3 separate regions of the Mus musculus genome follow, and regions 1 and 2 are each linked to region 3. Evidence: chromatin contacts called from ENCODE Hi-C or POLR2A ChIA-PET data. All regions are on one chromosome and are shown on one strand. The core of a region is the stretch at or near the end of the contact, and the rest is flanking DNA. Distances in the headings are between cores, read along the strand shown.

Region 1 (2,700 bases), core at 28-2,527, 62 kb before region 3:
CTTTTTTAGGAGATGGACATGGTGGTACACACATTTAATCTAGCATTCAAGAGACAGAAGCAGGTGGATCTGTTTGCATTTGAGGCCAACCTCAAATATATAGTGAGTTCCAAGACAGTCAAAGGTACACAGAGAGACTTCTCTACAGCGTAAGGAGTTAGAGGTCATCCTGGGCTACAAGAAGACCCTGTCTCAAAAACAAAAACAAACAGAAAACAAAGAAGAGAGCCATAAATGAGCAGCCGTGGAACGATAATCTTAGGACCCTAGGTAAGAAATTAAGAGTGTGAACCTTGTGTGATGACCAGCATAGTAAAATATAACTTGTTATATTGGCTACGTATATCTATCTACCTTATGGCACAAGACATCTGCCAAGGATATGACTTATGAAGCAATCACTCAACTGTGGAGGCTCCAAATGTCTTGTGGTAGGGCTCCCTGCTGCCACCTTCCCCTTCCCATTTTCTTTGTGTGCCTTCAGAACTACCCAGTAACGCTGCCTGATGTGTAAGCGTGCCGAACTTTTCTCAGCATGACTAAACCCAATTCCTTGACTATTATCAGGAACTGATAAAGAAGTTTAGATTGTTCCCGGGAAAGCACTTTAAAAAACGGATCCCACAAGATGACCTTCTAATTCAGTCACGGCTGCTGCACTACAATGACTTCTGAGGTGAGCGCAGCCGGTTGTAAATCTCTTCCGTAAATGCACAGGACAGGATCGGGCTGTCACTTGGCGTTTCTTCTTGAATCAGCCAGGCCCACCCGCAGATCTCGCCAGCGGGCTGAACCTGGAGAGCCCAGTCTCTCACATCAGTCCTTTCGCTGAGCCTGCGCTAAACGTGCTGGATGGACGTTTGCCACACGGGCGCGCCCCGGAGCACAAGAGCTGCGCGGCCTTGGGCGCCCTGACAAGCCACGCCAGGATCTGTTTGGATCTTTCGTGCTCCAACTCAGGCTTCAACTCGAACTCGTCATTCTCCTGCCTCAGCCTTCTGAGAGCTGGGCTCTCAGGCCTGCGTCAACACCCCAGGTCTAACCGGAAGTCAGGGACGCACCCAGACAAGACCCAGTCTCAAAGTCGCTAGATCTCTAGGCTGTGGGAAGGCGGACGCCGAGCCAAGGCCTCAATTCCAGCCTGACTCCACCCCCTCTACCCCACCCCAGCCACAGCTGCGCGTGCGCAGGCGCGCCACGTGATGCCATTCCCCGGGGCCGGGCGCTGCGTCTACGGAGAAGGGCGGGCCGGAGTGTCACGTGATGGTGTCCGGCCAGCCAATGGATACGCGTAACGCAGAATTTCGAATGTGGCGGCGGTAGCTGCGGAGCGCGGCGGAGCGGGAGGTTGCATCTGCTCGTCCGGACCTGAGTGGCCGAGGTACGGAGCGGTACGGGCGGCGGGACTGGAGGTATCTCTCCGACCGGACGACGCGTTCCGCTCGCGAAAGCGAGCACCCCGAAATCGACAGGGCTTTTGCTCAATCAAAGTAGCAAAAACTTTTTAGATAGGGGCCGGAGGAAGGGGTGTTCTCGCCGACTTGCACTGTCTAGCACGCACAAGGCCCGATTTCCATCCCACTGTGCTCGCGCACGCGAACAAACTGTAATTAACTTTAACTCTATCAGTTATTCATTCTGTGTGTCACTCAGATGTCTCCGGTGCAAACTTTTAAAACTTGATGGTGACCCACCCATTCTTATAAGAAGTCGTTGCATTTATTCTGTTGAACTCCCCTCTCCAATCTATCGTATATACACATTGGTAAAAATAAAGGGTTAGATAAGATATACAGTACCAATTTAAGGCTTCATTATGCGTGGAGGAAAATACGTCCTGGTGAGAATACTCAAGAAGAGATTCAAGAAAACACTTAACTAAAAGGAGATGAATCAAGATAGTTCTTGTGGTGACAATTATATGCACACATTGTGGTTGGCAACAGTTTACAATTTTGAGACCAGGAAGTTTATTTTGCTTGAAGCACGCTACTGTTATTAACATGAATACATGTTTTCTCAGCCCCAAAATTACTAGAGAAAAGCTGCCAAACAGAAACCCAGATATACATATAAATTGCTTCTGAACTAATACTGTAATCCTAAACACTAAAGGTTGGCTATAAACATTGTAAGAAAAGTAAGTCTGCTTATGGCTCATACATTTGTGGTCCCAGCTACTCAGGAGGCTGAGGTAGGAAGGACATGAGAGCTCTTAAGTTCAAAACCAGACTGGGTAACAGCAATATCCTGTCCCAAAATAATAAGTTCCCATAGAGCCTAGAATGTTGTACGCCTCCAATGAATATTTACTATAAGATGAATAATTGATACTTTCTGGAGTTATTTAATACTTTCCTATGAAATAGTAGAAGATAAGGTTATAGCAAAAGCATGAATGACATTTTATGGGATTTTTTTTCTTATGATGGCTTGATTCTAACATCTTTTTTCTTCTTGTTTTGTTTTAGATGAATTTCACTATGTAGCCCAAGCATAAATCTATGACCCACCTGCCTTAGCCTTTTTAGTAGCTTGGATTATTCTACAACACCTGACTTAATATTTCTAAGCAGAAAATCAAAATATTGCTTTTTTTGAAGTAAGTTTACAATTTAGTCTTTTGTAATCCCTTCTTGATGAACAGCCTATGTTTCTTAAATTTTATGTTTAAAAAATATCTGAGAAGTGTTCATTGGT
Region 2 (2,700 bases), core at 55-2,554, 40 kb after region 3:
CAAAGTGAGTTCCAGGTCAGCCAGGGCTATACAGAGAAACCCTGTCTCGAAAAACCAAAAAAAAAAAAAAAAAAAAGGAAGAAAGAAAGAAAATAGTTTGTCTTTTAATCTTGCTTAACTACCAAGGAGAGCATTTAATTTTTTTCAAGACAACTCTGGTCTAAATCATCTTATTTTCCGAACAACCCACAGGAAGGCCAGGTGAATAATTCAATGATAGAGAAGGGTTTCACTGGCCTGAGTTTACATAGCTGGCAAAGAGCAAGGGGCCAAAACCAATACCAGAACTCAGCTCTGGCACCTGAAACTACCTTGTGGCACCTCCTTCTTAAAGTGCAGGGACACAGAAATCAGTGGGGTGGCATATAACCTGTCGAGCATCACTCAGCAGGTGAAAGCAGCAGGACCAGGAGTTCAAGGTTATCGTGGCTACAAAGGCTGTTGGAAGACCAACGAGATTCCAAGACTGTCTCAATTTGCCCCCTCCACGAAAAACAGAAAGTGGCTACTGGTGAATGCAGCCACACGTTTGAATCTCAAAAACACTGCTGCACTAAAGTGTATTGTGTAATACCGTTTTCTGGTGATGGTGGCAGTACTAAATGTGGAACCCAGGATCATCTTACCTCTTAAGCTACATCTCCGCCTCTCTGTTTACTGGTTTTCTTTGAAACCAAATCTAAATCATGCCCAGGCTGGCCTTAAATTCCTTCTGTGGCCTTAAATTCCTCTTAGCCTCTTAATGGAGCAACTAGAGTTATGAGGCCTACACCACCAAAGAACAAAACTCAGAGTCAGTTCGGAAGCAGCTTCTAGGGGTGGGGTAGGGCTGAAAGGAAAAGAGCAGGAGAGAAGACTCCAGAATGTTCTTGCTTGGGCATGGTGAGGCACACCTGTATGTAATCCAGGCACTTGCAAGGCTGAGGCAGAAGGATTGCCATGAGTTCAAGCATGAGCTACACAAGTAGCATCCTGTCTCAGGCTTGAAATGAAACTTGCTTAAAATGTTTAAAGCACTAGGTTCAACCCCCAGCATACTCACTCCTCACTGAACAAAAAAATAAATTTTTTTTTCTCTGCACAGTCCCTGCGGGGTAGGACAGGAAGGGATTCCCCAGGCACTACCAGCAACTTCTCTGTTTTCCTTCAGTGTGGCACTTACCATGTTCTGTTATTTTCTTTTTCACCATCTGCTTCTGCTACCAGAAAGCAAGCTCTACAAGAATAAGGACCCATCTGTCACTACACCCCCACATCGTCTACATCAATGCCTGGCAGCCTGAGTAACAATGTTGACTGAACGGAAAAACTGTCACTATCTACAGTGCACAGCCATGAAGCTCGAGTCTGGGAAGGGTGAGAAGCCTCGGAGGGCACAGATGGAAAGTGCCATGTGAGAATTTGAGCTCAGGTCTGTGGTCTAACCGCCCTGAGGTTTGGGTCTCCTCGATTTCTTGGCTTGTTTTCTGGCAGTTCAGAAAGCTGTCTTCTACAACTCACGATGGTTTTCTCTGAAGTGACTTTAAATGTGACTTTCCACTTTAATTTTTCTCCTCCTCCATTATTGTCTCTCTAGCAAGAGGCTGCTGCGGCTTTCACCTCCCTTTACACATGCTGGCCCGGGGAACTGTTCCGACGGAAGAAGAGTCAAGTAGTCATTCCTACAGGGACGCGCAATCCTGGGTTGCATGACTCATTTGTTATTTCGAAGTATGCTGACCTTGGCTTCCTTGGCATTCTGCCAGCCCATTTCAACACCAGCTTGTTACAGCAGATGCAAATTAGTGCTGCCACCATCTACCACTGAAACAGTCACTGGCATTCCTTGATCTGGGCCCTGTCTTGGAATCTCCTGCACAGCAATGGGGAGGGGGTTCCAAAAGGCTTCAGCAAGGCACATTAACTAAGGGAGATTGGGAACCATGGTCAACATGGAACTTAGTACCCCAACCCAACCCTGAGGCAACCAAAGAGATAAGTCTCCTTCAGAGAGTGGGGGACAGTCATTCCAAGGGCATTCAGTTTTTTCCAAAATCAGTATATTCATGATTTAGAAATTATAAAGCTGTGCATGGTGGTCTATGCCTCCAATGCCAAAACTCACAGGCAGGAGGCAGGAGGATCAGAAACTCAAAGTCAACACTGGCTTCATAGAAAGTCTGAGCTGTCCCTGGATTCACATGACCTTGCCTTAAAAAGAGAGAGAGGGAGGGCAGAGGGAGGAAAGGAAGAAAAGGGGATGGGATGGGGACAGAAGAATAGCTGGCTCCTAAACAAAAAAGTAAAGACAACTTACTGCCACTTTAAAAGAGCAGTGTACACAAAAATATATAAACAAGAGCAATGTAGGTCTATACATAACTGATGTCATTTCTATTTCATTAATGTAGTAGACTTTTAAACTTTCTGGAAAGTCAATTTTTGTATTGTATAGGTTTATTTTGGTCTGTTGGTTGGCTGACTTTCTGAAACTGGCTTTCTCTATGCCGTTCTGACTGGTCTGGAACTCTCAAAAGAGATCCTGAGAAATCCTGCCCCTGTCTCTAAGTGCTGAGACTAAAGGTATGTACCATCATGCCTTTCAAAACAGTAATGATGTCTTTAGGAAAATATGATTATGACAGAGCAGAAAGAGTGAATTTGAGGCTAACAGAAGCTGCAAAAAATGACCCTGTTCTCAGCAACAACCAACGACAAAAG
Region 3 (2,700 bases), core at 1-2,500:
CACACACACACCACTCTACTCCTCCTTCAGTTTCCCCTTCTTTCCCATTTTTGCTTGCTAGGGACCCAGAGGCCCAGTGAGACTCATTGAGGCCACCACAGGTAGCTGAAGCTCTCAGAGTCTTAAACACTAGAAAAAGCAGGCTCCACTCTGCACACATAAGGCCAAGGCCAGGAGCGCAGGCTCAGAAGCTTGGAAGGAGCTTTCTCTACCTCTGTCTTTTTCCACTCCTTCTCTGTCTGTAGAGGCCAGGTGCATGTTCTCTGGGCCCACAAACCAAATATACCGCTTCTAATTCCAGCCTGAGAATCAAAGGCTCCAAAGAAAAAAAAAGGGGACAGAAAGAGGAATATTTCCCTCAGAGCACAACACCTTCTAGGGGGCCCATATACGTTATGGATGTGGAGGAGTTACTGATCCTTTCGATGTGCTGTAATAAAGGTAAGCACTGTGTGTTTGCAGTGTTAAAGATTAAGCATGAATCAATTGTAGCTCTGGCTAGAATCCCAGACCTCGGAAGTGGAGGCAGAAGGATCAGAGTGCTTAGGCCATCCTCAGCTACATGCTGAGTTTAAAGCTACACGAGACTCCATCTTAAAACAAAACTAAACGGGATTTGTCATGAATTTTAAAAGCAAGAAATCCCAGTCCCTGTGTTTATTTTCAGAGTTAGATAAGATCTTCTTTCCTATCTCAGCCCCTTGGGAACTGGATCCACTGAATGGTTAGTTTTTTGGTAAATCGATATGAACTGGGAGACAGTGAACCTATTTTCTCAAATATAAAGGGATAGAGCTGGAAATTGGGCACCATGGCTCATGCTCCCATCCCAGTACTCAGGAGGCTGAGGCAATAAGAATTGCTACAAGTTCACAGCTAGCCCCAGCTACCTAGTGAGTTTCAGACTAGCCACAGCTACACAGAAAGATCCTCTTTCAAACAACAACAAAAAGATTGGCCTGAATTACATAGAAAGACCAGGTCTCAGGAAAAGAAAGAAAAGGGGATGGTTGAGAGAGAAGAGAACACTGGCTATCTTAGATTCTGACTTGAGAAGCAAATATATCTTTCCTGTCGTTTGGAAATGAGGGAGGGCAAAGGCCAGAGACCTACAGCCTGGGCCAATGCTCACTGGCTTGTTCTACTGGCTGCAAGCCACAGGGCCAACAGGATGGAAAGCCTGACAGCATCTTGACTTGCAAGGCAACGAAAACTGCGGGGTCACTTGCTCCGAGACAAACACCAGCTAAAGTTATGCAGCCCTTGTTTTCCCTCAACAAAGATCTTTCTCCAAAGAAGCACTACCAGCTACAAACTGCCAGGGTTGATTGAGTCAAATGACTCCAGCCCCACAGCTATGTCCACAAGCTGCCACCTAAGGGGCCTATCCTGCGGATGCTGTGTGACTCACTCACCCACCCAACTCATCCCATCTGTGATTTTCCAATAGTACCCAAAAACGAAAAAAAAATGGATCCTCCTTCCCCCTCCTTCAGTTAATACAGCAGAAACTATAAGTAAAGAAGAGAAGGAGGGAGGGAAGAAGGGAGGTAAGTAATGAACGAAAGAAGGAAGAAACAAATGAACAAAGAGAAGGGGAAACTACAGAGCAAATGTTTAGATAAAGACAAGAATCCTGTAGAGAATCCACTGAGATTCCCAGCAGCTATGGCAAAGACAGGATCTCAGTGAATGACTTAGCTCTCTCTGCCATACAAAACATAAGCAGAGGCTGGAATGCAGTTCAAAAATAGCACGTGTCCATATTGGAATACAAAGTAATATATAAGGCCCTGATCTCAATCCCCACTATCACAAAAAGTAAAAACTAAAAATAATTTAAATGCACTAGCTCTCAGGAAAAGAAGAAAGCTTTTGTGAGCTATGAACATAGCTAAATTTCTGGTATGTACCTTGCAATCATGTAGTATATAGACATACATACAAGCAAAATACACACACACACACACACACACATCACTACAGAGAAAAAGAGAGTGTGACCAGAGAGGGGAGGCTAGTTGGGTATTGGTGGTGCACACCTTTGCTCCCAGCACTCAGGAGGCAGAAGCAAGCAGGGTTCTGTGAGTTCTAGGCCAACCTGGTCTACAGAGTAAGTTCCTGCACAGTCAGGGCTACACAGAGAAACCATGTCTCCAAAAGAAAAAAAAAAAAAAAAAGAGGAGGTGCCGGGCATGGTGGCGCATGCCTTTAATTCCAGCACTCGGGAGGCAGAGGCAGGCGGATTTCTGAGTTCCAGGCCAGCCTGGTCTACAAAGTGAGTTCCAGGCCAGCCAGGGCAATACAGAGAAACCCTGTCTCGAAAAACAAAGAAGAAAAAAAGAAAAAGAAAAACCAACAACAACAACAACAAAAAAAAAAAAAGAGGAAAAGAAAATACAGACTCGGGCACATGTTTCTGGCCATGCCTTCTGTTTTGATGTGTTTCTTAACATCTTTACAAGGATTACACAATAAATGTTGGCAAAGATCTAAAAAACAGGTCTCTCTGTGTGTTTCCTTACAAGACTTCTTTTTTTATGTGTATAAATGTTTTGGCTGCATGTGTGTATATGCACACATGTGTACAGGTGTCTGCAGAGGCCGGAAGGGTGCATATTGGATGCTGGAGTTCCAGGCAGTTGTTAATGCACCCTGCATGGATGCTGGGAACTGAACCCAGAGCCCCAGAAAGAGTAG

Evidence for each region. A loop is a pair of places that touch in the nucleus more often than their neighbours do. ChIA-PET counts read pairs that join two places held with the same protein, here RNA polymerase II (POLR2A).
Region 1: a map of T-helper 1 cell shows a loop between it and region 3 (2.1-fold over the local background). The contact joins the promoter of Sgo1 here to the enhancer-like site in region 3. A Hi-C loop is called at or near these places in 2 of 37 maps with a recorded cell type or tissue (T-helper 1 cell and regulatory T cell). POLR2A ChIA-PET finds 5 or more read pairs at or near these places in 2 of 5 experiments (both embryonic stem cell).
Region 2: a loop to region 3 is called in a map of heart, with 1.8 times the contacts of the local background. The contact joins two enhancer-like sites. A Hi-C loop is called at or near these places in 2 of 37 maps with a recorded cell type or tissue (Patski and heart). POLR2A ChIA-PET finds 5 or more read pairs at or near these places in 4 of 5 experiments (Patski and embryonic stem cell).

Annotation. Positions count from the first base shown.
Region 1 is chr17:53,687,892-53,690,591 of GRCm38, reverse strand. Sgo1 (shugoshin 1) reads left to right here and starts at 1,277. Exons shown (of 9, transcript NM_028232.2): 1 at 1,277-1,381; 2 at 2,472-2,602. It also overlaps the pseudogene Gm31532.
Region 2 is chr17:53,586,274-53,588,973 of GRCm38, reverse strand. The region is part of intron 1 of Kat2b (K(lysine) acetyltransferase 2B); the gene reads right to left. Among named protein-coding and RNA genes, the nearest start is that of Kat2b, 21 kb to the right of the region's middle. Within about 2 kb of position 1,304, at least 2 of the 3 ENCODE cell types and tissues checked have a DNase peak (open chromatin) inside an H3K27ac peak, as active enhancers do.
Region 3 is chr17:53,626,119-53,628,818 of GRCm38, reverse strand. The region is part of intron 3 of Kat2b (K(lysine) acetyltransferase 2B); the gene reads right to left. Among named protein-coding and RNA genes, the nearest start is that of Kat2b, 60 kb to the right of the region's middle. Within about 2 kb of position 1,250, at least 1 of the 3 ENCODE cell types and tissues checked has a DNase peak (open chromatin) inside an H3K27ac peak, as active enhancers do.